2 separate regions of the Homo sapiens genome follow, and region 2 is linked to region 1. Evidence: chromatin loops called from intact Hi-C (ENCODE). Cell type or tissue: pancreas. All regions are shown on one strand. Links, peaks and the distances in the headings refer to the core of each region. The heading gives the core; the rest is flanking DNA. Region 1 has its middle 160 kb from the start of C1orf21-DT. Region 2 overlaps TSEN15 (tRNA splicing endonuclease subunit 15).

Region 1 (15,601 bases), core at 7,086-9,585:
GATACAAAATCAATGTGCAAAAATCACAAGCACTCCTATACACCAATAACAGACAAACAGAGAGCCAAATCATGAGTGAACTACCATTCACAATTGTTTCAAAGAGAATAAAATACCTAGGAATCCAACTTAAAAGGAACGTGAAGGACCTCTTCAAGGAGAACTACAAACCACTGCTCAATGAAATAAAAGAGGACACAAACAAATGGAAGAACATTCCATGCTCATGGGTAGGAAGAATCAATATTGTGAAAATGGTCATACTGCCCAAGGTAAGTTATAGATTCAATGCCACCCCCATCAAGCTACCAATGACTTTCTTCACAGAATTGGAAAAAAACTACTTTAAAATTCATATGGAACCAAAAAAGGCCCACATCGCCAAGTCAATCCTAAGCCAAAAGAACAAAGCTGGAGGCATCATGCTACCTGACTTCAAACTATACTACAAGGCTACAGTAACCAAAATAGCATGGTACTGGTACCAAAACAGAGATATAGACCAATGGAACAGAACAGAGCCCTCAGAAATAATGCCACATATCTACAACTTTGACAAACCTGACAAAAACAAGAAATGGGGAAAGGATTCCCTATTTAATAAATGGTGCTGGGAAAACTGGCTAGCCATATGTAGAAAGCTGAAATTGGATCCCTTCCTTACACCTTATACAAAAATTAATTGAAGATGGATTAAAGACTTAAATGTTAGACCTAAAACCACAAAAACCCTAGAAGAAAACCTAGGCAATACCATTCGGGACATAGGCATGGGCAAGGACTTCCTGTCTAAAACACCAAAAGCAATGGCAACAAAAGCCAAAATTGACAAATGGGATCTAATTAAACTAAAGAGCTTCTGTACAGCAAAAGAAACTACCATCAGAGTGAACAGGCAACGTACAGAATGGGAGAAAATTTTTGCAATCTACTCATCTGACAAAGGGTTAATATCCAGAATCTACAAAGAACTCAAACAAATTTACAAGAAAAAAAACAAACAACCCCATCAACAAGTGGGCGAAGGATATGAACAGACGCTTCTCTAAAGAAGACATTTATGCAGCCAAAAGACACATGAAAAAATGCTCATCATCACTGGCCATCAGAGAAATACAAATCAAAACCACAGTGAGCTACCATCTCACAGCAGTTAGAATAACGATCATTAAAAAGTCAGGAAACAACAGGTGCTGGAGAGGATGTGGAGAAACAGGAACACTTTTACACTGTTGGTGGGACTATAAACTAGTTCAACAATTGTGGAAGTCAGTATGGCAATTCCTCAGGGATCTAGAACTAGAAATACCATTTGACCCAGACATCCCATTACTGGGTGTATACCCAAAGGATTATAAATCATGGTGCTATAAAGACACATGCACACATATGTTTATTGTGGCACTATTCACAATAGCAAAGACTTGCAACCAACCCAAATGTCCAACAATGATAGACTGGATTAAGAAAATGTGGCACATATACACCATGGAATACTATGCAGCCATAAAAAATGATGAGTTCATGTCCTTGTAGGGACATGGATGAAGCTGGAAACCATCATTCTCAGCAAACTATCTCAAGGACAAAAAACCAAACACCGCATGTTCTCACTCATAGGTGGGAATTGAACAATGAGAACACATGGACACAGGAAGGGGAACATCACACACTGGGGCCTGTTGTGGGGTGGGGGGAGGGGGGAGGGATAGCATTAGGAGATATACCTAATGTTAAATGATGAGTTAATGGGTGCAGCACACCAACATGGCACATGTATACATATGTAACCTGCACGTTGTGCACATGTACCCTAAAACTTAAAGTATAAAAAAAAAATTGAATAAAGACATGATAAGCAGAAACAGCTATCAAAAGGGGCCATAGTACATGCTCACCAATTATATGTTTAATGGAAGAGAAAACGAGGTTCAGAGATATCCAGTAACTGGGTAAACGAAAGGAAAAAGTGGTGGATGAGATGCATGAGTGATATGTATACATAAGTGAGAATCACACATATTTTGCATGAAAATGTAGTGACTGAGCCTTTGAATGTGTGCACTTAGGTTGATTCAATAAATATTTCTTGAATATCAACTATAAACAGGGAATCTGACCTATTTGCTGAGGTTTGACCTATTTGCTGAGGTTTGAGTTATGCAGTTACCAGCTGCATAACTTTGGGCAAATTCACCTTTTTGAGCCTCTGTTTTCTGTATAAAAATTAAAAATACCCAATTCACAGTGTTTATGAGTTTGAAATGTGACAATTTCTCTAGAGTCTAAGGTACATAGGAAAGATGCTATCAGTTCTAATGGCCAAATAAGATGTCAAAACTATGCTCTAGATTTATCTTCAAATCCAAAGAAAAAGCCACATAAACTTTTCAAGTAAATATAAAAAATATTTACCAAATCCTCAAATGTTTAAGTTGAAATGATCAATATTTAACTATGTTTGACTTATTAAAGTGATGACATCCTTTGATGGCCCAATATTTCCTGTATAGTACAGTTGGTCATTCAGAGACAAATTCCTTAGATTCCCTCTATTCCCTCTGTCTGCTTGGATCTCCTTCCCCTCTGTCAGCTTGTTCATTTCGGCTGGCTCGCAGTGCATGATCTGCTTACTTCCAGAGAGGACCTGAGGAAGCTCCACTCCTATAGCAACAGGGCTATGCAGTTCATTTGGCAACTCATCATGTACTGCCTCGTGATCAATATTCTGTTGCCATGAACTGTTATGTAAATCTTGAACTGGTTTCTGCATTTTTGTGGGCCAAAAGTTTTTAACGGACAGGGAACTACCAGGCCACCTTCGAGGGAGAACGGAGAAAGTACCCATCCTGTGCTGCAGGACATTGACTTAAGGGGCCTGGTGAGGAGAGTCAAGAGCAATGGGCTGTCACCAGCATGCAGACCACGGGCCCAAGGAAGAAAAAGGACTTGTTCTATTCAACTTCAAGATGTAAAGAAGCAGCATCCACACAGAGAATTTTGAACAAGAGGGTGGGAGATCCCTTGATCTAAAAAGAAATCTGAAGCATGTGGTTGTGCTTCATCTCCACTGAGAAGAGAACAGAGTGGTGTTCGAGAAACAGAACGGCAGATCAATATAAACTGTACTTTCTAGACCTTCAGCTGCCCAAGAGGACATGGCATTTCCAAAAGGTTGAAAACAACTGGACTAGAGAGTGCTCTATTTCCTTCCCTTGTCTTCTTTTTTTGTTTGTTTGTTTCTAGATGGCTCATTCTCTAGGGGCAGAGATTGTATTCAGTCTCTTCTTGTATCCTCTACAATGTCTAGCCCAGTGGTAAAAACACTACCAGTACTTAAGAAAGGGCTGGCCAGGTGCGGTGGCTCATGCCTATAATCCCAGCCCTTTTGGAGGCCTAGGCAGGCAGATCATTTGAGGTCAGGAGTTCGAGACCAGCCTGACCAACATTGTGAAACCCCATCTCTACTAAAAATACAAAAAAATTAGCCAGGCATGGTGGCGCATTCCTGTAGTCCCAGCTACTCGGGAGGCTGAGGCAGGAGAATCGCTTGAACTCGGGAGGCAGAGGTTGCGGTGAGCTGAGATCGCACCACTGCACTCCAGCCTGGGCGATAGAGTGAAACTCTGCCAAAAAAAAAAGAAGAAAGGTCTGTGGAGGTGATGGGCTGTCTCATCCCAGTCCCTTCACCTGACTGGGCACAGTAACACAAGAAGGGCAGCACATCCTCAAAATTATGAGAGTTATGTATCATCACATAACTCTCTCTTTATGCCTTGGGTCCCTAATGGGTTCTGTTTTCGTTTTTGTTTTTTTTTTTTTTACGACAGAGTCTTGCTCTGTTACCCAGGCTGGAGTGCAGTTGTGCACTCATGGCTCACCGCAGCCTCTTGACCTCCGGGCTCAAGTGATCCTCCTACCTTAGCCTTCCGAGTAGCTGGGACTACAGGCGTGTGCTACCATGCCTGGTTAATGTTTGCATTTTTTTGTGGAGATAAGGTCTCACAATGTTCCCCAGGCTGGTCTTGAACTCCTGGCCTCAAATGATCCTCCTACCTTGGCCTCCCAAAGTGCTGGGATTACAGGCATGAGCCACCATGCCTGGCTAAGGGTTTTGTATCTTAGTACTTCAGTGTGTGACTTTAAAGGTATACCTGACAAAGTTGAATATGAAAATCACCATTATCATTCATATTTGTGGAGCATGCTTCTCTCTACAGTACTCATAGTTCACTGGACCATGCCTCATAGGTAAGATGTGTATTCTCATTCTCATTTTAACGAGGACTCAGAGGTTCAAAATGATTAAGGAACTTACCAAAGGCTACACAGTTAGTAAGGAGCAGGCAACCATCAGGATCTTCTGACTTCTGTCCCTGACCTTGGATAAGTCTCTCCTCACGCGCACTCGCAGAAAGCCAAGTCGGAGGAGGGAAGTGGGTGGCAGGGGCGGGGATGGAAGAGAGACTGTGATTTGTACCCTGGCCCAGCCGCATTTCCAGGTGAGTGTTGGGCCGGGCTACTCTGCGCACGCGCCCTTGCTCACCGCATGGGGCATGCTATCCTTTCCCTTGGCCTTGCCCAGGTTTTTGTTGAGCGAAAAGGGCACGTTACTACTTCTTCTCTAAAGAGGTATGATGAGTTCAGCTTCTGCCTTCAAATCGATCTCTGTGGAGGCCTGCCACCCACAATCGGCTCGGCTTTTCCAACCCTCCCGCGCGTCTCAAGGGCTACAGAGCAGGGGATGAGAACTTTCGCTGGGCCCAGGAAGCTTCTGGTTGCGCGGGAACCCAGGGCAGCAAGTGACTGCACCTGCGAGGCAGGAGGAGCGGGGCCTGGAGGGCCGCAACATTCTCTTAACGGATTCATTCCCGGTGTCTGAGCCGAGAACCTGCATCCTAAACCCTCCATTTAGCTACTAGCTGCACTCCCTGCCTCCTGCGTGGCTGCTGCCGCCACAAATGGCCCCTGGCTTAGAAATGCTACATATGCTCCTCCTAATTAATATGTGACACAGCGTCTCACAGCCACCACGGCAGCAGTCTCGGGCTGTCTCTCCTAGACTGAAAGGCAGATGACAAGTGAGCTTTTTTGTCTTTCATATGTCTCTAGACCGTGACATGCCCCAACGGACAATACAGGCAGCTATGGGTCTCTCCCTTCAGTAAGAGATGTGACATATGCCAGGAAAATGAGATGGCTCCCTCTTCATTTCAAAAGCGTGCTTCTTACCATGTCCAGGCATAGCTACCAGGTGGCTCACTTTGTCTGATGGGCACACAAAGGTGAGGCATATGTCCCAAAGCTGACCCTAGAGCAGCCGCCCTTCTCAGGGAGATGAAGATCTGTGCCTCCTGGTCTCAGCTTGACTCTGAGTTTATCCTGTAGCCTTAAGCAAGCTGTCAAACCTCTGTGTATACCTCCGCTTCCTCTATTGAAAAATAACAGTTCTGGATTTTGTTAATAGTCCTGGAGGAGAGTTATTAACATGAGGTGTGATACACAGAAATAAATATTAATTAAAGCTGACAATGATGATGGTTTTGCAAACATAAAAGTGCTGTAGGAAAAATCTTGTCTGATTCTACTGAATGATTTCCATAAAGCTAGGCTGGGCTCCCAGATAATATTATGGAAGGATTACACAAAACGACTGACATTTTCAATTTATTCTTTTAGCTCATACTGCTTTATATTTAGGCAGCTGTCTAAGGAGACACCATCAAAATGCCATTAGTCACCATGGGGAAAAAGTGTTCATAAGTGAAGGCATGCCATTAATCTACAGCATCAGTGTTATGGGTTTATCAGCATGGCACACCAAGTGGGATGTCAGAGGAATGGGCTTCATCTCACTGCAGAATGCAGTGGATCAAAAATGGACCAAGAGCTTCCCAGCCTAAGAGTCTAGTAAACTCCAGAGGCTCGATGTCAGATTCAGAAGAATTAAGGCAGAGCTATGCTCTTTGAGGAGAAACACATACAAGAAGTTCAAATTTTGTCCCCAAGTCTTCTTAAAGTTCAAGAAAATCTCTTCCCACTGAATTTAAATTAAGGCCTTATTTCCATGACATTTGATAATCCTTTATTGAGTATATCCTATGCACTGTGGGCACTTCTGTCCTCAACACTGGAGATGTTGCGAGTGAGAAGACACAATGCCTGCATTCAAAGAGCTTATGATCCACTCAAGAAGTCAGACAAGAGATAAACAATCTTAGCACAGGGTGTTACATGATCTGGAGAAGTAAGCCCAGGGTGCTGTGGGAGACAGAAGGGGAATCTGGGTGCAGCTGGAGGAAGCCTTCTGCCTAAAGATGGCTGATCAGCTCCTTCTGGGTAAAGAGGGTGGTCAGTTCTGTGTGGTTAACTTCTCTCTCTCCTTCCTGACAGAGAGGAGGCAGAGACCTGGGGGAAAGAGAATTGATTACAATCAGTGATTGTAATGGAAGAAAATTCTGCAAAAAAAACCCATGGTGATGTAGAAAGGGGAGAACTGCCTTCAGACAAGATGTTTTTAACGAATCTATGGAAGAAAAAAAGGTGGATGGAGGAGCAGTGCTGGGGAAGCAGGATGAAGCTGAAGCTTCCCAGACGGCCAGAAGGTGGGTGGAGAGAGAGGGAAGGAGGGGAGGCTAAGACTGAGAAGAGAGGCTCAGAAAGGCTCTGACGCTGGAACTCAAGCCTAGCAGAATTGAGAGCTGGAGTAGGATAGGCCAGAGAACACAAGAGGAGTCATTGAAAACCTTTGAGAAAAACTCTCGATGGGACCACCCACCCATGCCAGTGTATTCAGCAGTTAAGTGTCCATCTCCAAAATAAATCAGGTGTCCTTCAAAGCACTGAGTGGCCCCAGAGAGCAGACCTGCACCTTCTGGCACTTAGAAGTCCTTCTGAGTAGAGCAGGCTTTCTACTCCATCACCCTAATGCCATGGTTCTCCGCAGTGAGTGATTTTGCCCCCCCAGGACATTTGGGAGTGAGTAGAGAAGACATTTTTGGTTGTCTGTGAGGACAACAAACTTGGGGAAGGTGCTACTGGCACGTGGAGGGTAGAGGCCAGAGGTGCTGCGAAACATACTACACCGTGGAGGAGAGACTCAGACAACAAAGAATTATTTAGCCTCAAATGTCAATAATAAGAAACTCTAACATAAAGTTCTCCAGTTTACAAACCCCACCCCCACAAACTCCAAACAGTACTCCACAGCCATTTCAGCATTGTCACGTTTCAGTCATCAAGGATCTACTTAACCAAGTGCCTGGCCCCGCTGGATGCTGTAAGACGGGGGTCCCTAACCCCCAGGGCCACGGACTGGTATCTGTTAGGAACCGGGCTGCACAGCAGGAGGTGAGTGTGGGCCAGCCAGCATCACCACCTGAGCTCCGCCTCCTGTCAGATCAGCGGCAGCATTAGGCTCTCATAGGAGCATGAACCACACTGTGAACTGCGCATGCGAGGGATCTCGGTGGCTAAGATTCTGAACCATTCTACAGCGTAACACTGATGCTGTAGATTAATGGCAGGCTCTTTATGAGAATCTAATGCCTGGAAATCTGTCACTGTCTCCTACCACCCCTAGATGGGACCTTCTAGTTGCAGGAAAACAAGCCAGGGGCTCCCACTGATTCTACATTACAGTGAGTTATATAATTATTTCATTACATATTACAATGTGATAACAACAGAAATAAAGCACACGATAAATGTAATGGGCTTGAATCATCCCGAAACCATCCCCACACCCCGCTGGTCCATGGAAAAATTGCCTTCCATGAAACCGGTCCCTGGTGCCAAAAAGGTTGGAGACCACTACTGTAAGAGATGCTTTACGGCAGATCCATGACATGGTCACTGGGGACATGGAAAGAGAAAGGGTGTTTCCGTGTTGCTTTGAAAAACTCTGAGGCAATGCAACCAAAATTTTAAAAAGAAGAAAAAGAAAGCGTCTGAATTAGGAAAGAGCAAACAGCTTCGGTACATGCTACTGGGAAAAACGGCTTTTCAGGGTTGACCGCAGTACCTATCGATGGCCAGCAGAGGGCAGATGGGGCAAAAGAGCAGGAGAAAGGGAATTTCTGCCCTTCAGGGAGGCAATTCCAGTAAGAATACATGATTGTAAGTCAAGAGTCAACTGGAATTAAAAGCAGGAAATAGAGAAGGCAGTAGCTCACTGACTCCAAGACAATGCAGGTTTCACACAGTTGGGAGTCGAGGCCACAGAAGAACTAGGGAACCCAGGGCACCAAGGCTGAGGGGTAAGGGGCCAGAGTGGGCATGGGGCTTGGGTGGGAGAGCCCGATCCATTGCCAGGTGCTGTGCTCACCATACACAGGGGGAATAGGCCTCTGAAACACCTTCAGTGTTTGCCTCTGCCTCCTCTCAGCCTCCGCTTTGCTTTTTATAGGCCCAGTGCCTGGTATGACAATCAGAGGAAGCTGAAAAGCCTACCTGCAGGCCATGCAATGATGTGGGTGGATTTGGAAGAGGTGGATTCTGCTGGTGGGAAAGATGAAACCTGGCTTTGGTTGGTAGCAGGCTATTCTATATGTGAGTTTCTGCCCAACAGTTCCATGGTCGCCCTGCAAACCCAGCATCACACTGTAGTGTGTTTTGATCGCATAAACCTCCTTGAAAAGTCATTCTATAAGCACTTCTTGTTTTGTAAAAATAAAGTGTATTAGGGTTCTCTAGAGGGACAGAACTAATAGGATAGATGTATATATAAAGGAAAGTTTATTAAGGAGAATTGACTTACATGATCACAAGGTAAAGTCCCACAATAGGCCATCTGCAAGCTGAGGAGCAAAGAAGCCAATTTGAGTCCCAAAACCTCAAAGGTAGGGAAGCTGACAGTGCAGCCTTCAGTCTGTGGCCGAAGGCCTGAGAGTCCCTGGCAAACCACTGGTGTAAGTCCAAGAGTCCAAAAGCTGAAGAACTTGAGTTTGATGTTTGAGAGCAGGAAGCATCCAGCACGGGAGAAAGAAGATGGGCGGAAAACTCAGCAAGTCTGCTTCATTCTAGCCATGCTGGCAGCTGATTAGATGGTGCCCACCCACATTGAGGGTGGGTCTGTCTCTCCTAGTCCACCGACTCAAACGTTAATCTCCTTTGGCAACACCCTCACAGACACACCCAGGAACAATACTTTGCATCCTTCAATCCAATCAAGTTGACACTTAATATTAACCATCAAAGAAGAGTTAAGACATCTCTAGGGGAGTTTTCAGGGAATACCTGGAAATATTCTGGTGTCCAATAAAGGTAAAATTCTCATCAGAATCAACACACAGGGTATCTTCCCAAGCTCATTTTTATCATCACTGATGATAGTTACTCATTCTCCAAGTTTATTTCATGAATGTTTAGAATCAAGTCTAAACATCTCAGAAATCTCATTTATTAATAATGTATATCTAGCCGAGTGAGCAATGAGGAAAAGGTTTAATGTCCAAGATTTGGGGCTGGAGATAATATAACCTCTACCATGCTTACAGAATATAAAATGCTGGCCTAGTCTAGAAACCCAATCAAATGGCAACACAAAATGCAGACTACAAGTGTGGAATATTCTGATTTATTTGCTGTTTTAAAAAACCCTTTTTGCCTGATACCTATCAAAACCAAAAATAATCCTCTCACACAAGATAAGCGGGGATAGGAACTACACATTATTTAGGAGCTGGGCATTGTTGTAAGTACTTATTTGTTCTGGCATTTAATCCTCAGAACAGCCAACTGAATTAGTATTATTATGCCATTTTATAGATGAAGAAACCAATGTTCTAAGACATCACTGTAATAATCGAACAAGTTTTGTTGTTGTTGTTGTTGTTTTTAAGTGTCTTCTGTATCAGGAACTGAGCCATATTCTGGAGAAAAACAGAAACAATGACAGTGTCTCCCCCGTCTGCGGGATGTAGATATGTACACTGACAATTACATACTACAAATACTGTAATGGAAGTGGGAACACCTGGAATCTGCCTGGGTCAGGGACAATTTCATAGCGAGGTGACTCCAGCTGATTCCTAAAAGAATAGAGATTTTCCACTTTTCCCGTCTACTTGATGCTGTGATCTTATACTGTTGCAAAGTGATATCTCCAATTTCCATGGAAACTCCCTGCAGGCTAATTAGAATCCAGTTTATAAATTTAAAATAGGTAGAGTTTGATATTCTCTGATGCACACCGGTGTCTACTTCCTGCTGGCAGAGTTCTGTGGCCTTTTTGGGGATCCTTGGGATGGGACAAGGCTGATAAAATAACTTACCAGCTGGAGGTCACCACTCTTATCTAGCAATGGCATTCAATTGCTAGATAAGACACAAGTTGATAAGACTCAATTGACCCATGTGGCCCACCTGAAACGCCACATGGGGCAATTGAACCACCCGTCTCTTCCACCTGCCCTAAACTGCTACTACTTTTGGGGCTAAAGTGCCCTCTGCCCTTCACTGGTGGTTCTCAGAGCAGCTCTGGCCAGCTCGCCAGTGGCCCTGCCTGAGAATCCTCAGTGGAGTTCCATGTCTAGAGGAAGTCAAGGAAAAGAGGCCCACATTAGTGGAGAATTGCGCTCGTCTGTGATTGGTGGAGCCTCTCTAAGATTTTTCCAGCGTCAATATTCCCTTTCAAACATCATTAAAGCTAAAAGGAAAAGTCAGCACTAGATGTGAGGAAGCAGATTGGAGTCCTGTGTGTTATATGGCGACAACTGCCTCCATCGCAGGGCTGACTCACCGTCGTGTTATTGACCGGAAGAATATTTATTATCACAGGTCAAAGAATGAAGCATACTTCTCTCATTTCACTCAATTAATTTGTATAAAATGTTAGTTCATAATATGTGCTGTAATTTTCTTTAAAAACTTTTTTTTAAGTCAAGCTTTGTCAGCTATAAGAAGTGATGGACAGCAGCTAGGTGCTTAAGGCAGCCTGTGGGTTCTGGCTCAAAAGAAATAAGAAAAAGCCAAGACCCCCTTGACTTGCCTGGAGACCTTACAGAATATTAACATGGAGGGTTCATAACAGGCAATATAGTTCATTTTAATTAGGATCCCACAACCCTAGAAATTAAGTTACAGAAGATCTATTAGGTCATCTGGCCTATCGCTTTCCCTATCCCCTGTGCAATGCAGGATTGTTCCCTGGGGTCTGCTCACAAATGCATGGTTCAGTCTACATTTAAATGACTGCAACTATGAGGCTTACGTCATCCCCCTTGGGGATGACTATTACGTAGTCTAATGGATTTCACCATGATTATTTTTCCCTCCAGAGATTCTGCCCAAATTTCTCTTTGCTTGAATTTGTCTCATTTTTCCTCATTATATACCTTCAGGTTCAGAAAAATCACAAAAATGACAGTGAGAATGACCAAGTCTCTATTTCTTACTCTTTAGCAATAAAGATGGAAGTCGCCCCAGTGGGCTTTCTCAGTTTCACATTTTGTAGGTAAGCTGGAACACTGCTAACCCTTCTTACTCTTAGAAGACACTCACCATTCCTCTTAAAGGAATCCACAAAAATCACCAGCGTGGGGGCAGGTTTGAGTTTCAGTGGTGGTGGTCCATTTGACACGATTCACTCCTCCCTGCCTTGTCTGATCAACCATGTAACCAATGATATATTTGCCAAGATTTGTGATGCTCTCTGTGTCAGCAGAACAGAGGAAATCATTCTGGCTTTTGGGGGATGGTACCTATGACTTTACAATCATTGGCACCATTTAAGCTACCAGCCAAGCCACCCACTCCCTATTACATTTCTCAATGACACTCAAGGAATCTTACAACTTCAAGTTGACTAGGCGAAGAGATTTGGATCTTCTTTATGTCATCAATTTCACATATGTGCATACACGTGTACAGAGAGAAGCAGCAGCACCAGGAGAAGGAAACAAAGGAGAAATAGCAGCAGGGCTGCAAAAGAAAACACATCCCACATTCACAATCCCCTATTTATAAAGGATAATTGAGTCCCATGCATGGTGAGACTGTGACTCATTAGAACTCCTTAATTAAAGAGGAAAGCCTCCCTGGTGATTTTATTTCCTTGGGTTTGTTTTTGGTTGTTATTGCTAAGTATGAGAAAGACAGCAATGCCCTGCTTGGAGAGAGGATCATTCTTCTGAGCAGGACACGAAGCTGGAAAATGAATTCACTAATGAATTCAGAGCACAGCCAGGGCTGAATTGCAACTCCTTGCTATCCCACTAGCAATCGTCCCTAAGCACAATTACCCTGAATCATTACACTGGATGGCAACTCAGGCTGAGTGAGATGGTTGGAAAGGAAAGTGTGATTTAATGACAGAAAGGGCACAGCGTACATGTGGCCACACCTCTATTTCCAAGGACAGGTCCATTCATTCTTTTATTCTTTCCGTCTACTCTTCTGGGGCCAGGCACTGTGCTAAGTACTAGGAATAGTTGTCCAGGGCTGTTGAAAGAGGGTGGCAGGCCATACATCAAAACTTTAACAGCATATAGTTATAATTTCATCTTTCTTTGTATTGGAAGTAAAGGACAATTTAGAATCTTTTAAAATGGATTACAAAATTCTGTAAATACGTACAGCGTGAGAGAAAATAACATAATTAAACACTTGTCTGCCCACCATCTAACTTTATTGAATCTTAACATTTTGACATATTTGCTTTAGATTTTGTAAAATAATAAAACACTATAAAGTAATTGAAGCCTCCTACGTGCTCCTCCTCTAAGCCACCCTACAGGTAACCATCATGTTAAATTTCATGTTTACCATTCCTATTCATGCTTTATACTACTCTTCACATATGTGTCTTATGTGTGAATCCATAAATAACAAATAGGCTGTTTTATATGCTTTCAAACTTTATACAAAAGGTGTCCTATTGTACCTATTTTTCTGTAATTTGGTTTTTTAAAATTCATTATTTTTGAGATTTACCCATGTTAATGATACATGTAATCCTAGTTCATTCATTTCAGTTCTTACACAAAATTTCATTATACTTATATGGCTATAGCACAGCTTATTTATCTACTGTTGATGGTCAGTTCGTTTCCTCTTATTTTGTTCTATTGCTAATAATGCTGTAGTCAACATTCTTCTATACACCTTCTCTGCAGATGTGACAGAGTTTCATGAGATTATATGCCCAGAGGTGGAGCCTCTAGCTCAAAGTGATTATAACTAAGTTCAAAGTAATGTGGAAGAATTCTCACCTATCTAGACTCTTGCTTATACTTTTCAATTCTCAGTTAACTTGATGAGTGAGCAATGGTGTCTTATTGTGGTTGTAGTTGTAGTTTATTAGTTACTGGGGACCTTGAGCATCTTTTCATGTATTTATTGACAATTAACAACTATTAAACATTAACCTATGTTTTGCCAGCTTCTTTTTTTTCATTATTGAGTTGCTCTTTTTAAAATCCAGGTTCTAGGACTTTATCAAATATTTGTATTTCTTATCCTTTCTCCTGGTCTTGGGCTTACCTTTAATTTTTGTTTATGGTATCTTTCATTAAAAGGAAATTTTAAACATAACTTTCATGCAATCAGATTTGTCACAATTTTCCTTTATGGTTTTTGTTTTTTGTGTGTTATCTAAGGACTCTTTTCCTAGCCCTTAAGTCCAAGATGCTTTCCTATATTTTTTTCTAAAGTATATTTTTGCTTTTCACATAGTGTATTAATTTTGATACACCTGGATTTGATTTTGTGTGTGTGTATAATGTGTTTCAATTCTTCTCCATATGGATAACCAAGTCTATTTGTCTATTTTTCTATTCCTACATTGGTACCATCTGCCTTGATTGCTGAAACTCTGTGATGGTTAACTTTATGAATCACCTTGACTGGGCTAAGGGATGGCCAGATAGGTGGTAAAACATTATTTCGGAGTGTGCCTGGGAAGGTTTTCTGAAGAGATTAACATTTAAATCAGTAGACCAAGTAAACAAGATTGTCCTCATCAATGTCAGGGGGCCTCATCCAATCTGTTGAGGGTCTGAATAGACCAAAAACACAGAGGAGGACAAATTTTCTCTGCTGAGCTGGCACCTCCATCTTCTCCTGCCCTTGGACATCTGCACTCCCAGGTCTCAGGCCTTCAGATTTGGACTGGAACTACACCACCAGCTTTCCTGGGCCCCCAGCTTGTGGGCAGTAGATTATGGGACTTCTCAGCCTTCATAACCCCATAAGCCAATTCCTCATAATAAATCCCTTTCCATATATCTTGATATATCTTCTTGGTTCTGTTTCTCTGGAGAACCCTAATACAAACACTATAAAAAGTCTTGATGCCTGGTGAGGTAAGTCTCCACTTTGTTCTTTTCCAACACTGCCTTTGTCCATTGCTCTTCCATATAAAATTTTAGATCAGCTTGTCTAATGCCATGAGGAAATCAATACACTAGACTCAAAACCCTAGACATTTAAGCTGGGTCATCTTTGCTCCGACTGTGAGGACTGTACTGAGGCACTAGAGAAATGCAGGCATACATTAAGTGCTTTATAAACAGTGACTCATTTAAACCTCACAACAATGCTATGAGGTAGGTACTAGTTTTTATTCCCCTTGTTCTGGTTGAAGGAACTGGGGATTGATGGACTCAGGTAATTTGGCCAAGATCTCAGGATTAAGAGGCATAGCCAGAGCGCAAAGGCTTAAATCCATTCTAATCATATGCCAGCACTTACCTGGACATCCAAAACCTTAAAAATATATTTTGTTCTTACTGACAAGGCAAGCAATTTAAAGTCATTATCCTCTTCATTATACCAAAGAAGAAACTAAAACACAGACAAGGTACACGCTTTGTCTAATACCCTATACAATGTTCACTGCAGAATAGAACTTACGTCCCTTGACCTTCCCTGTATGAAAACTCCTTCTTCCACTCCCACCCCGACAACTGCCCACTAGCTCTTGCTCCTATGCCCGTCCAGGCCAGGCACCTGGAATACACAACCACGAGGCTGCAGTGACATCCTGGTCTCACTGAACACTCCATGGCACTGAGCAAGTGAAAACCAATTCTAAAGATGAAGTGGCTTCTTCAGCTTGTGGCTTCTGGGAAGCTTCCTTTTGAAGAATTAGTAGTGGTACGGGAGTATAGATCAACACACCAGAGAGCTCTCCTACCTATGACAATATTTACCTAACGTCAGGACATGAGCATTTTCTAGGAAATGTGTGGAAAAGGCTGTAAATGCTGGCAACAATGAGGGCAAATCTGCAGGAGCAGATTACATGGAATGTAATTAGATAAGAAAACATTGGTTAGGGGCTGTCAAGGGAGCCAGAGAAAAGCATGTTATAAACAGATACCCATCGGCCCAGACTGGTGGTTGGAGGACAGATACTGTCATTAGCAGCTTTCAGTATAAATCTTAACTGGGCCACCAATGTGTTCAGTGACTTTGAGCAAGTCATTCCAGACAGCCTGGATGTTTCAGTTCTTGTACCTGTGATAGAAGGCCCCCAGAGGGCTTCACTAAGGGAAAGGAATTGCTCTGGTCTGGAAGAAAGAGCGCAAGCCTGTTAGTGGGCTCTTGCCCTGCTAGGGATAGGGGGAAACCTCATTTTTCTGCAGGCTGGGGGTGAGGA
Region 2 (15,601 bases), core at 4,400-6,899, 150 kb after region 1:
TGGAACTGCCTCCTGCAGCTGGAACTGACAGCATTTCAGATGGTGGAGGCCCTGTCACTCTGATTTCCAGAGTAAAGGGCATGCAATGGGTCGTTTCAGTCAATGGGCATGTAAAGTGAGCAAGCAATAAACACTTGTTAAATGAACTCGCTGGCTGTTGCTGCATAATAATCCAGCCCACCCTGACTAATATGCCCAGGCTATTATTGGGGTTCAGGCTCTCATTCCTCATCAAAGCTTTTAACACATGCCACTCAAAGTGTAGTTCATACACAGGTATCAATCCACAAACTATTGCTGCTCTGCAATGATGTAAGTATAGAAATTGAGAATAAACATTTAGAAATTCTTGTAACAGTTAAGCTGATTAATTTGACCTATTGAATCTAATAATAACATATTTGGAATTGTCTTTCCACCAGATCTTAGCACGATGTCTTACCCATGAAGGTGCTAACAAAATGTTTGTCAAATTAAATTGGATTATTGATTCATGATTAAGAAACAGAATTATGTTAGGATTCCAAGCACTGGCAGGCAGATCTGAGGAATACTTGGGGTGCAAGATCATTGAGGTGCAATGGTCTTCTTCATTGAGGTGCAATGATCATTTATAAGTTTCTGGATTTTCTGTTTGTACCAGCACAAAATTTAGTGTCAACAAGCAGAGAAACTTTCTGAGTTCTTCTTTATTTACTATTAAATATTGTTTTAGGTTTGCCAACATAAAAGCATGAGCATGAATGTGTTTATCCTCTGGAATAAAACTCTGTAAATATATTGCTTATGAATATGTTTTTCAGAATTACCCACAAACAGCTTGACATTTTGATACATTTGTTCAAGTATCAGAGGATAATGTAATTGATCCAAAAATCACTTCCTAACTCCCTCCAGGACTGAATAATTTTTTCCTCCCAAAGACTTTGGCACACACTAATATATTTCTCTGCATCATACAAGAAAAAGGCAACATAATATTCTGAAAACAATACAGTGCTAGGTATCAGGAGACCTGGATCTAATCTGCATTACCCACTCCACTTGCTTGCTACTACCTGGAGCTATTACTTAACCACTTGTGCCCTAATTTCTCTATCTTATGAGGATAAAAAGTTAATAACATGTAAGTAACATCAGCTCTGTTGTGAGCATCAAGATATAGGGTTCTGAAGCACTTAGTAGTGAATAAAGTACAACATGATTATAACTTTGCATTTATATATAATGTTGTCCTTGTAATGCTCTTGAATTATTTTGTACCTAGATTTTCTCCTTTCAAGGGAGACAATAAGCTCCTTAGAGGTTCACTGTGCACTTTTTCTTTGCATATGATCCAATGCTGAGTACTTTGGGACAAATAATACACATATGATGATCGTTTGAAAACTATTTATCATAAGTTGTTAAACCCCTTCACCCTTAAGTAAACTACACAAACTTTATACACTGCAAGACAAGTATTTCTCAATTCACACTAACAACAGGTGTTTAGAATTTTGGCTAAAGAGAGTTGTAATTGCCTGTCTGAATTCCTTGAGGGTAGAGGTCATGTCTCACCAATCTTTGTATCCCTAGACTTACCACAGTATCTGAGCACAGAGAAGGAGCCCAGTTTATATGGACTGCATTATGTACCCTTCAAATTCATATATTGAAATCCTATCCCACAATGTGACTGGAATTGGGGATAAGGCCTTTAGGGAGGTAATTAAAGTTAATGATGTCATAAGGATGGGGCCCTAATCTGATGGCGCTGGTGTTCTTATAAGAAGATGAAAAGATGCCGCCAGACAGCATGCACTTGCACGTGCTCTGACCCTCTCTCTCTCTCCTTTTTTCTCAATCTCGCCATGCCCCACAGAGGAAAGGCCATGTGAGGACACAGCCAGAAGGCTGCCATCTGAAAGCCAGGAAAAGAGCCCTTAAAAGTCTGCTAGCACCTTAATTTGGAACTCCCAGCATCCAGAACTGTAAGGAGATAAATTTCTGTTGTTTATGGCACCCAGGCTGTGGTATTTTGTAATGGTTGTCCTAGCTAAGATACCAGTTAATGTCTGAAGATAAACTGATAAATAACCTTTAATAAAATACTTCTTATTACTTCCCCTTAGTACCCAGAAACCTAAAAGGCCAATCTCTGATTTTGCTTAAATTGGCTTTGGGAAAATTTTCAAAATCATTTAAACATTATAATAGCACACCCACCTACTAGACATTTGATTTTTCCATCCACTTTCCTTAGTGAGTACAAGCAGTTCTTATCCAAAGATCATTAAGAGGATTAGGGGGTGGTAAGGAACGGTTATTGGCCAGAAAGAAGGGAAATTGTACTATTAATTGCTCAGAGGATAGCACATTATTCTGCACATGTAAACACTCAAGGTAAAATATGGCAGATGAATAAAGAGCTTCTGTATAGAAGAACTACAAACTTTGGCAGGAACCACTGTGCTGCAGCAGTGAAGAGGCCTTCTGCTAGGGGCTGCAATGGAAAAAGTGACCTCAGAGAGGAATTCAGAACAGAAATACTCAGAAAGAGATGAAACACCATGAAGTTTTGGTTAAGTCATTTGGTTCCAGGCTTATAAAAGGGAAAAGCTGTTTTAGTAAAAAATAAAAAATAAAAATAAAAATGCTGACTACGTGAACTTTGCAGATTACTCTTCTATTCTAATTGTAAATTTGAATTCCAAAGTACCTCTTCCTTCATGTTCTTTACAAGAGATCTATGGTGTTTAGTAACATATTCTTCTAAAGAGTCTCAGCCAGGAGAAGCAAATACTTAGTCTGGAGCCATAGGACCTAGCTTAGTATTCCACTGAGCTTCCCCAGCACAGAGGGCACACTGATTAGAGACTCCAGAAAAGAAAGGCAAAGGCGGCACCAGAGAGAAATCCTCACATGCCATTTCCCTCTTTCATGCCCCAGCTAAAGAGGGCACCTCTTTTACAGAAAAGTTTATACCGGCATACCTTGGAGATATTGAAGGGTCAGTTCCAGACCACTGCAATAAAGTAAATATTGCAATAAAACAAGTCATACAATTTTTTTGGTTTCCTAGTGCCTATAAAACTTGCATTTACACGAACATGTAGTATATGGCATCATGTCTAAAAAACAATGCACACACCTTAATTTTAAAATACTTTATTGTGAAAGAGGCTAATGATCATCTGAGGCTTCAGCAAGTAATAATCTTTTTGCTGGTGGAGAGTCTTGCCTTGATGTTAATGGGTGCTAACTGATCAGAGTGGTGGTTGCTGAAGGTTGCGGTGGCTGTGGCAAAGTCTTAAAATAACATACAATGAAATTTGCCAAAATCATTGACTCCTCCTTTCACAAAAGATTTCTCTGTAGACTCTGATGCTACTTGATAGCATTTTACCCACAGTAAAATATTCAAAATTGGAATCAATCTTCTCAAACTCTGCTGCTGCTTTATTAAGTTTATGTAATTTTCTAAATATTTTGTCATTTCAACAGTGTTCATAGCATCTGCACAAGAAGTAGATTCCATCTCAAGAAACCACTCTTTGCTCATCCATAAGAAACAACTCCTCATATGTTCAGGTTGTCTCATGAAATTATAACAATCCATTTACATCTTCAAGCTTCACTTCCAATTCTAATTCTCTTGCTATTTCTACCACATCTGCAGTTAACTTCCTCCACTAAAGTCTTGAATGCTCAAAGTCATCCACAAGGGTTGGAATCAACATCCTTCAAACATTTTTACCTCTTCCCATGAATCACAAATATTCTTAATGGCATCTAGAATGGCAAGTCCTTTTCTGGAAGGTTGTCAGTCTACTTTGCCCAGATCCATAACAGGAGTAACTATCTATGGCAGCTACAGCCTTACAAAATGTATTTCTTAAGCAATAAGACTTCAAAGTCAAAATCACTCCTTGACCTTACTGAATGGATAATGTGTTCACAAGCATGAAAGCAACATTAATCTCCTTGTATATGTCCATGAGGGCTCTTGGGTGACCAGGTGCATTGTCAATGAACAGTAATATTTTGAAAGAAATCTTTTTTTCTGAGCAGTAGGTCTCAATCGTAGGCTTAAAATATTCAGTAAACCATGCTGTAAACAGATGTGCTTTCATCCAGGCATCATTGTTCCACTTATAGAGTATAAGTAGAGTAGATTGGGCGTAATTCTTAAGGACTCCAGGATTTTCAGAATGGTAAATGAACATTGGCTTTAATTTAGTCATCAGCTGCATTAGCCCCAGACAAGAGAATTAGCCCATCCTTTGAAGCTTTGAAGCCAGACATTGGCTTCTTTCTAGCCATGAAAGTCCTAGATGGCATTTTCTTCCAATATAAGGCCGTCTGTCTACATTTAAAGCCTGTTATTTAATATAGCCACCTTCATCAACTATCTTAGCTAGATTTTTTGATAATTTACTGCAGCTTCTACATCAGGATTTGCTGCATCACTTTGCACTTTTAAGTTATGAAGACAGCTTCTTTCCTTAAACCTCATGAACCAAGCTCTGCTAGCTTCAAACTTTTCTTCTGCAGTTTTGTCACCTCTCTCAGCCTTCATAGAATTGAAAAGAGAGTTAGGGCCTTGCTCTGGATTAGGTTTTGGCTTAAGGGAATGTTGTAGCTGGTTTGATCTTCTCTGCAGACCACTCAAACTTTCTCCATATCAACAATAAGGCTGTTTCACTTTCTTATTCATGTGTTCACTGGAGTAGCACTTTTCATTTCTTTCCATAACTTTTCATTTGCATTCACAACTTGACTGTTTGGCACAAGAGGCCTAGTTTTTGGCCCATCTCATCTTTTGACATGTTTTTCTCACTAAGTGTAATCGTTTCTAGCTTTTGATTTAAAGTGACAGATGTACTACACTACCTTTTACTTGAACACATAGAGGCCATTGTAGGGTTATTAATTGGCCTAATTTCAATATTGCTGTTTCTCAGGGAATAGGGAGGCCAGAAGTAAGGGAGAGAAATGGCAGAAATCCTGGTTGGTAGGGCAGTCAGAACACACATAACATTTATCAACTGAGTTTGCTGTCTTATATGGGCACAATTTGTGGCACACCAAAACAATTACAATAGTAACATCAAATATCCCTGAAAAACAGATCACCATATCAGATATAATAATAAAAAAAGTTTAAAATATCGCAAGAATTACCAAAATATGACAGAAAGACATGAAATGATCATGTTGGAAAAATGGCATCGACAATCTTGCTTGAGGCAGGGTTGCCACAAACCTTCAATTTGTAAAAAACACAATATCCCCAAAACAGAATAAAGAGAATTGCAATACAACAAGGAATACCTGCTTATATTAAAGCAGCAATGTATATCTTTTACCACCAGCACTTAGCCAGAATAGTGAGTGTTCCAGAGCTGGGGTTTATTGCTATGTGATGTGATCCTGAAATTCATTTCAGGATAAATTAGGCTTTTAGAATGAAAAACTAAAATGCATACTTTCATATGGCTAAGAAAAAAAAAAATATATATATATATATATAAAACCCACCCCATCTACCCCTACCCTAAACAGGCTTTTATTTCTAAATATAGATCTACATTTTAAGCAAAGCATGAATCAAGTCACATATTTAATGTCAGTATAATTTTAGAGGCATGCCAGAAAGAAAAAGGGGATGTGAGTACGTAAAACTTATTTATATTTTTATTTATGCTATTTCCTACAGATTGAAAATAAATTTTCAAGAGTACCACTTCTCCAGCTAATCTACTCTTAGTAGAGTCTGAAAATGCTGTGGTTATCTAGCAGTGCCCTCTGGTGTCCAAATGAATTGTTTTAGTTTGCCTTGAGGGAAAAAATAAGCCATTATATAATCAGACACGGCTATAATCAGCATTCATTCATTTGCCAAGTATTTACTGAGGGTTTACTATATGTGAGTTACTGTGCAAAGAGGCAAGATACAGAGATGTATTAAAAAATACATTTCTTGTTCTGTTCTTAAGGAGCCCAGTCTAACAGGGAGACAAATGTAAACTCACTTACAAAATTACTTAAATCACTTTATCTAGTTTTTCATTAAAATGAGACATACACAGCTGGGTGGCCTCCCTTTCCAAAAAGTTCTGGGCCATTATTCATGTTAGGATGTGTCTGGCTGGCTTTGGACAGAACAACTTTGGTGAAGTACACAGGGAACATTCTGAAATAGAGTAAACATCCCAAGACATACAGCAGGATTCAATCCTAGTTTAAAGAGTTGGGAAAGCGCCTTTCACAGCCAACCCCAAAAGACACTTCTGGTTTTGTAGTTATATAGGAGCCCACTGGTCAACAGATCCGACACACAAATCTGACATTATCCTTACACTTCTTTCTGAAAATGCTATTTTTCTAGAATTATAATGAAAGACCTCAAAATGAATCAAACGAGAGACTTAAGAAATCAAGAGACCCTAAGAATTTATCATAAACTGTTTGAGGATTCTTAGACCTGCAAATTTTCCACTAGAGTCACCCAAACACATATTGTTCTGAATAGGTCCATCTTCATGTCCTCTGGGGAAGCAGAGGGAGCCTGAAGGAGTTATGGAGACCTCCCACCAAGAATAAAAGTGAAATTCAAATACCATCAAAGGAAGGAGTCAGGAATGACTACAGATGAAGAATGATGCTTTATACTATTTTGTGATGTTCCTAATTTTCATCATTTTTCCATTCTTGTTATTGTTGTTTCCTAATCAGCCATGAAACCCTAGTGTGTAGGCAGGACCTATGACCTGCTTCCAATCAACAGAATACGGCAAAGGTGATGGGATGTATGTGATTACATTATATAAGGATTATAAGGTCCATCTTGCTGAGACTCTCCTTTGCTGGCTTTGAGGAAGCAACCAGTTATATTGAGAAGGCCCACGTGGCAAAGAGCTGAGGGTGGCCTCCTGCCAATGGCATATAAGCATTGAGCACTCTCAAGAAATTGAAGGCTACTAATAACCATGTGGGTGAAAAAGCTGACCCTTCCCCAGTCAAGTCTCAGATGAGACTGGAGCCCTGCCCAACACCTTGACTGTAGCCTCATGGAGGACCCAACTAATCTGTGCCCGGGTCCCTTGCCCACAAAAACTATAAGATAATAAATGTGTGCTGTTTTAAGTTGCTACATTTGTGGTAATATTATTTTGCAATGATAGATAACTAATACAGATTTCAAGACACCTTTTAATTTTAAAACATTTTTATTATAAAATACAAATAAAAACATTGAGAAAAGACAAAGTCATCCATTTTCTGCCTCCTATCCCACTATAACCAGTTAGTAATTTGATTTACTTTGTTATCTTTTTATCATATGCTTGGTCTGTTATTTCAGCCATGATTACACCCACTTATACACTTTTCCGTCTTGCAATTTTTACTTAAGGTAATATTTTCATGTTTTTAATAATATTCATTACTAATTTTTAATAAGTACATTATGTATCATTTGTATATATCTGTTTATTGACTATTTCCTAGACCCAGGGATGACAAACTATGGCACCACATTTGTAAACAAAGTTTTACTGGAACAAAGCCACGCCCGTATTGTTTATGTATTGTCTATGGCTGCTTTTGTGCTTCATACAGCAGTGTTGACAAGTTATGACAGAGACAGTAGGTTTAAAAACCTAAAATAGTTACTTTCTGGCCCTTTATAGAAAAAGTTTGCCAATCTTTACCCCAAACTTTAAAGTGGTTTATAATTTGGGCTACTAAAAGTAATGTCACTTGGAACATCTTTGTGCATATAATTTTTTATACTTTGTACAATTTGAGAGACATTAACAAAAGTGGAATAACTGGGTCTAATTAATGAAGACATTTTTACGGTTGATTCTCTCCCACACTGTTGTAATATTCAAGCTATGATATGTGATAAGAATGAAAAGGATAGCCCAGAACTCTTGTAGGTAACATGTCTCTGGTCCCTGTTACTTAAGACACGTAAGTTACTTAAGACACACTCTGGATGAACATATTTTGAGTTTTGATTTAAAGTTAACCAAAAAAGAGAAATAACAGTAACTGCAATGGGAAGACCAATTGAAAGAAATCTTTTACTTTTTACTGGAGAGGAAAAAGTAAACAGAAGTGGGTGACAAGGTACATATAAAATGCCATTCTACGGTAGCTGCAGTGGCCAAAAGGCACTGGGGAGAGCTGAGTAAGAGAAAGAAATGGCAGTCTCAACAATGAGCTGGCAGTGGCAGCAAGAAACAAAGAGACAACTTTGAGTGTGGGATGACAAAAGCAGCACACAGGTCCCACCCATCTGAATACATCCTAGGCATAAACCTGTATATAACTGTAATTAAACTGTCTCTAGATAACAAAGTTTTAAAGAAATCACCCTATATTTTTTAAGAAGGAGAAAGTCTTCTACCTGGGGAAGTTTTACTCTTCAGAATGAAAACCTTATGGAATGGGGAAGTCAACCCTCACTATGTACGTCAACCCTATTTCTGAGATAAAAGATGAAGCAGTCTGATGGGTCTCAAATCCAATCTTGTATGAATAAAACAAGCATCAGGAAACATGGATGTCATCTTCTAAGAGAAATATTCTGGAAAAAAAAAAGATCAGGATGGACTTTTCTCCGATAAACAATGTAATCCAAAAGCAAAATTAGAAAGATATTTAATGTAATTATCCAAATTATACCAACAAAGTATGTAAAGAAATCACATATAGCACATTTATCTTATTAAAATGTTCCTGTCAAAATGTCAACCAATTTAACATTTCTTAAATAAGCGTTTTTTTACTTACAACTATTATTAGCCTTTACATTCCACCTCAGCTACTCACTAAATAATTAAATGCATGATGACTTCATAAAATACTTTGGAAAACCATGAAATTCTCCAAAGAGTAAGGAAATCAATTTTTTTTTTGCAAAAATAACTAGGAACATGCTACTTTGAACAAAATATAACCAATTTTCTGACGTCTGAAAATCAAGACTTTTTTTCTTGAATTTTCCCTATGGCAAAGGAAGTGGCAGTTCTGTGACTGACTTGAGTCACACTTAAAATCACGTCATAATTTTCCTCTTTTTGTACTTCTTGCTGTCAGTTACCTCAAAACTGACCTGAGGGTCTGGCAGCATAAATCCATCAGTAAGTTTATAATAGACTATTGTAGAATCAGACTCCACTATGGCCAAAGTAAAAGACATCGGCAAATCTGGATCACCTTGCAACTTTCGAGATGCCTTCAAGATCTCCCTTATCCTGAAAATAAAGTCACAATATACTTAGGAGTTGCGGTCACTCAATTAGATGAGATGTGACAGAAGAAAGCACTAGAAAACTTGAAAACAGGTCACAAGAAACCAAACTGAAGTAAAAAGAGAAAAAATAATTTTAAAAAATAACATCAGAGTCTTCTGGTATAGTATCAAATAAGTTCAACATTACACATAATTGGAATCACAGAAGGAAAGGAAAGAGAATGGTATAGAAATAGTTGACAGTTTTCCAAAATTGTTGTCTCTGAATCTGAAGTGTATCTTTTGTAGATAGCATATAGTTGGATCTTGTTTTTATATCCAATCTGACAATCTCTGCCCTTTTGAGTGTTTATTCAAATTTAAAATTAACATTGGTATGGTTGGATTCATGCCTGCCATTTAGCTATTTGTTTTCTATATATCACATGTCTTTTTACTTCCTCTCACCCTCCTTTATCACCTTCTTTTCTATTAAATAGGTATTTTCTAGTACACCATTTTAATTAATGTATTTTTTTTTACTATAGTTTCTTGAGTTTCGTAGTGATGACTCTAGAGATTACTATTGCGTCTTAGTTTATCACAATTTCTCTCAGCTTAATACTAACTTGATTCTAAAAAATATAGAAATTGCTCCAATAGAGCTTTATTCCTTTCCTCCACCTTTATGCTATTATTGTCATATATGTTTATATATTTAAACCCAGTAATATAGTGTTGTAATTATTACTTTAAATAATTTTCTTTTTATAAAGTTAAGAGGAGAAAGGAAAATATATTAGGGTCTTTTACATTCACATATTTAATATTCCTGGTATTCTTCATTTCTTCACATAACTGTCTGGTGTCATTGTTTACTCCAATATAGCTTCATTCCTTCCCCCATCCTTTGTGTTAATAACATCATATAAGTTACTTCTTAACGTGCTATAAGGCTGGTCAGTTGATTTTTGACAAAGGTACAAAGGCAATTCAATGGAGAAAGTCTTTTCAAGGATACTTGAAATGAAGATAGTAGTACACCTTTATGTTTACACATAAGATTATTATATGAATCAATTAAATGGCATATATGAAAAGACTTCATAAACTGTCAAGTGGTCATATTATGTAGTATATATACAACTTTGCTACCTTGCAAATTGGGATATAATATTTATAGATACCCCTGCCTCCATGATTATTGCTAAAACTGAATACTAACCCAAACATACTAAGGTACACTGTGCCATTAGTGGAAATACAGAAAATGTTTCTTTTCTGAAACAGTCTGAATCCCAGAAATTGACTTAGTCCTTAAAAAATTATTTCCACCTATGCTGAACTGCATTACAACTAGCTAGATTCTTATTCACAAGAATGATTTACTTTAGAGAAAGATATTCTGATAAAGCAACGATAGATATTAATCAGAAACTTCATTACTCAGCACTGATGGGAAGTCACACTGTGATAAAAGGCAGCATATCACAATTGCTTCTTCAATGCAAATCTTTTAATGTAGCTAAGTATTTTCCTTCTTCAAAAGTGGCACGCCAATATCTAAATTAATAATAATAGAAAAAGATACATTTTTATAGGCTGTCCATCTTGAATTAATTTTTTTCTACAAAGATGGCAAAGAAGAAACAGACAATGGATCAACTAAAATTTTAACTTATCTACATCTTTTGTTGTCAGCATGTATCATGATTACTTCACAGTATGCAATATACATAAAACCCAATATATAATGCACATAAAGCCACTTCAATGCCACAAGATAAATTTCTCTAAACATCCCTAACTGGTAGACTGTGATGAGAATGGGACACAGACAAGAAGGAAGCCTGTTAACACAACTTTAACACATTTTCCATTTCTGAAGATATAATGTTATTTAAATCAGAAGGTGTGTTTGTATGTGTGTGTTGGGGGGTGGTGTTCACTAAGGAAAACTATATGGGAATTGTAGCCCATATAGTGAAATTTAGAATAGAAATTTCCATCTTATTCACTACTCTTTTTCCATTCTCAATTTATATCTGTTTCCAGAGTTCTTTGATTTAAGCAGCAAAACATTTTCATACTTACCCCAAATACCCATGCAGGAAACCCTAACATTTGAAAACTAACTCAGAGTTGTAAAAGGGGTTTTGTTTTCAGAGTTGAGAGAAATCACTGTCAAAAATGAAATGGAAGTTCCCATTTCTGAGGCCTTGTTTATGGTATTTGGTTGGAGGGGGCGGTGATTGTGAATTACCAGTGAATCTTCTCACTAGTAACAGAATAAAATAGTTTATCTGCCTCTGTTACTCAAGGTACATTCCAGAAGTCTTACAGTTTCTTGTTCAGGATCTCTTCTAGTCGATTTTTCAAGTATGTTTAAAGCAAAGCCATCATCTTTTCCTCAACAAACAAGAACAAGACCTTTCTTGTTTGTTTCCATTATAGGATACTGCATAAAATCTTAAAAATGTTTATTTTGCCTTTTAGTCAACAGATTATATTTTCCCAATCTATTAATAATAGCAGTAACAAAAGATTCTTAAGTTCTTAAAAAACCACATATGATTGTAAAGATCCCAAGAACATTTAAGTATCACCAGAATACTATAATCTCACTTAATTTCTAACAAGCTTATGGTTTGAAATCTCACTTTAGAAATGACAGAATGTTTCCTTATATGTATAAATTTTAATAGCTCAGTTCTTTGGAAAAATATTGTGAAGATACTGGAAATATTGTATGTTTCATCACACAAATCTACAACAATAAACGATAAAATTCTTTATAGTTCATATTGGATAGAAATCAACCTATGAAAAATATAACCTATGTATTAATACTAACAGTTTCAAGTTTTAAACTCAGTTATATCTAAAGGGAAAAATCCCACCTAAAGAAAAATATGTATCAATAATAATAGCTATTTAATAACAGCAACAAAATTTGATGCTCACAACAGGTTTTTATTTCTCATAACTGTTCATAGAGGAGCTCTGTGTACTGAAAAAAAGTGATTCCAGAGCTTCATATAGCTAACTTGAAAACAAGCCTGAAGCAAATACACAGTTAACACTATTTGGCTAATACCTTTAGTCCAAGCTATTTAAATGCTTTCCATAAATCTTAGCATTGATTTTTCTGTAATGATTCTGAAACAGATACTAAGTAATCTCTGGAGATTTACACAGAGGACAAGAAGTTGAAGACCGCATTACTTTTAACTTCAAATGCTATTGAAATAGAATGTATCATGGGTTAAAAGTAGTATTAATTTCAACCCATAGAAAGTATCTCCTATCCTCTTCAATGTGGCCAAATAATATATGCTATAGCCTTATTAGTAAAAGGGAATAATTCCTTGATTTGCCTCATTATGATATAATGGAATGACATGCCATAATGCAACTCTGAAACATAATGCAAAATTAAGTTGGTGTCAGAGGCACCAAAGAAGCCTTATTCATCCACAGGCTCAGTCCCAAAGAAAAGTTTCAGGGATAACAGACCACCTCCTTGAAATTCATGCCAATGCCTTCCTAGTAAAAAATCAAGGCAGCTAAAATTCCAAGGGGGTTTACTGAACAATGAAGCTATCCACCCCAGTGGGAAGTCATTCTGTAATGAACTGCAAGCTTTTGTTTAAGGGTAAGAGAAAAAAAAATGCTGTATCAGTTAAAAGAAGCTGCCAGAATTGGGGGTTTCACCAGCAGCAGATTTCTAGCAGAGGGAAGGTGAGGACACACATCCTAATATGCAGAGAAGCCAAATGACAGAAGTCATTTTGCAATTATGAGACTTTAGGACTCAAATAAAATAGTGGTCATTAAATGAATTTGTAATAAGGATTATGCTTTCAGAAAGTGGAAATATTTTTCAATTACAGGGAAATAATAATGGACGGTCCTTCAAGAAAGTATGTAGCATTTGAGGATCAAATCTCATAACTAAGAATATCTTCAGAGATGTTCCAAAGAAAGAACTAGTTCTAGTAACCCTCTACTCCAGAATTAATATAAGTCCTTTTCCCAAGGCACTAGGGAAAAAGAGGGGTGAAAGGGCAGAGAGAATATAAATGAAAAAAAATTCAACTAAAAAGTAAAGAGGCTATTCATAACATTGGCAGGTTACAATGCAAAGCGTGGAAAATGGTGATAAATCCTGCAAGTGGATGGATTTTGCAGATACATACATATGTACATATATATATATATATATATATATATATATTTTTTTTTTTTTTTTTTGAGAGAGAGAGTCTCGCTCTGTCACCCAGACTGGAGCACAGTGGTGTGACCTTGGCTCACTGCAACCTCCACCTCCTGGGTTCAAGCAATTCTCTTGCCTCACTAGGCCTCCCAAGTAGCTGGGACTACAGGCACACACCACCACATCCAGCTAATTTTTTGTATTTTTAGTAGAGACGGGGTTTTGCCATGTTGGCCAGGCTGGTATCAAACTCCTGACCTCAGGTGATCCGCCCACCTCAGCCTCCCAAAGTGCTGGGATTACAGGCGTGAGCCACTGTGCCTGGCAGATTTTGCAGACATTCTAATTTTTTGGAAATTCTTAAAAGGTTGCTTATAGTATATTCTTATGTTCTTTAAGGTATTAATTAGGAAGTCTCTGCTGCAGGAACACAGTAGCCTAAGATAGCTTACCCAATCTTTCAACAAATACTTACTTAGCACCATGTACCAGGTACCAGGTTAGACCCCAGGGATATACCAATAAACAAAACCAAGTTCTCACTTTCAGGGAACTTACTTTCTAGTGGAGGAAAACAGACAGTAGATAATCAAAGAAAACCAAATATGAAATATGTTGAGTAGCATTAATATATCAAGTGTTTTAAAGGAGGACCACTTAGTAGGTCCAGGAGGTGAGATAATAGCAGCTTAAGCCAGAGTGGTAACAGTTGTAGTGTAAGTGGTAAGAAATGGACAGATTCTGGATGTAATTTTAAGGAATTGACAGGGTTTACTGATAAATTAATTTGGGGGTATGAGAAAATGGAAGAATAAAAACTAAGAGATTATAGCAAGGTTACAGGATACAAGGATAATATACAAAAGTCCACTGTATTCCTATATATCAGCAATAAACAATTGGAATTTGAAATTAAAAACAAAACACCATTTACATCAGCATCATAAAAGATAAATATTTAGGTATAAATCTAACAAAATATTTATAGGATCTATGTGAGGAAAACTGTAAAACTCTGATGAAAGAAATCATAGGAGATCTAAACAAATGGAGAGATAGTCCATGTTCCTGGATACCAATTCTTCTCAATGTGATCTACAAGTGCAATCCCATTCAAAATCCCAGCACGTTGTTTTGTAGATATTGACAAGCTGATTGTAAAATTGATATGGAAAGGCAAAAGAGTCAGAATATCCAACAAAGTGTTAAAGAACAAAGTGAGAGGACTGATTTTATCTGACTTTAAGGCCTATTACAAGCCGGGCACAGTGGCTCACACCTGTAACCCCAGCACTTTAAGAGGCTAAGGCAGGCGGATCACTTGAGGTTAGGAGTTTGAGACCAGCCTAGCCAACATGGTGAAACCCTGTCTCTATTAAAAATGCAAAAATTAGCCAGGTGTGGTGGTATGCGCCTGTAGTCCCAGCTACTCAAGAGGCTGAGGCATGAGAATTGCTTGAACCCAGGAGGCGGACCGGGTTGCAGTGAGCCGAGATCGTGCCACTCCACTCCAACTTGGGCAACAGAGTGAGACCCTGTCTCAAAAAAATCACATAAAGAAAAAAAAAAGACCTATTGTAAAGCTATAGTAATCAAGATCATGTGGTATTGGTTAAGGAATAGATGAATAGGTCAATGGAATAGAATAGAGAGCTCAGAATTGACTCACATAAATAGTCAATTGATCTTTGACCAAAAAAAAAAAGGCAATTTGATGAAGAAATAAACATCTTTTCAACAAATGGTGTTAGAGTAACTGGATATTCACCTGGAAAAAATCAATCTAAACACTGACCTTATATCCTTCATAAAAATTAACTAAAAATGGATCACAGACCTTAATGTAAAATGCAAAACTATAAAACTTCTAGAAGACAAAATAGGATGCCTTGGATTTGGTGATGAGTTTTTAGATAAAATACCAAAAGCATGATCCAGGAAAAAAATTATATCAGATTCTATTAAAATTTAAAACTTCTGTTCTGCAAAATACAATGTTAAGATAATGAAAATATAAGCCATGGACTGGGAGAAAATATTTGTAAAACACATATCTGATAAAGGACTTGCATTCAAAATATACACAGAAGTCTTGAAACTTATCAAAAAGAAAACCCAATTTAAAAATGGGCAAAAAATCTGAACAGACACCTCAC

The links. A loop is a pair of places that touch in the nucleus more often than their neighbours do. Peaks named below come from ENCODE experiments on the same cell type or tissue, not always from the same donor. Only the 100,000 strongest peaks of a DNase experiment are listed, where the experiment ranks them.
Region 2: a loop joins it to region 1, with 7 times the contacts of the local background. A loop is called at or near these places in 99 of 110 quality-filtered maps.

Annotation. Positions count from the first base shown.
Region 1 is chr1:184,215,195-184,230,795 of GRCh38, reverse strand. No RefSeq gene overlaps it. Among named protein-coding and RNA genes, the nearest start is that of C1orf21-DT, 160 kb to the left of the region's middle. RefSeq lists an enhancer at 6,830-7,363. In pancreas, for the core only: CTCF peaks have their summits at 7,842 and 8,044 (motif pointing right); a DNase peak (open chromatin) is centred at 8,045.
Region 2 is chr1:184,065,807-184,081,407 of GRCh38, reverse strand. It overlaps TSEN15 (tRNA splicing endonuclease subunit 15), which reads right to left. Exons shown (of 5, transcript NM_052965.4): 4 at 9,110-9,251; 5 at 7,196-8,581. The coding sequence ends at 8,561. Among named protein-coding and RNA genes, the nearest start is that of TSEN15, 22 kb to the right of the region's middle. RefSeq lists an enhancer at 12,541-13,079. In pancreas, for the core only: a CTCF peak has its summit at 5,826 (motif pointing left); no DNase peak of the experiment used is centred there.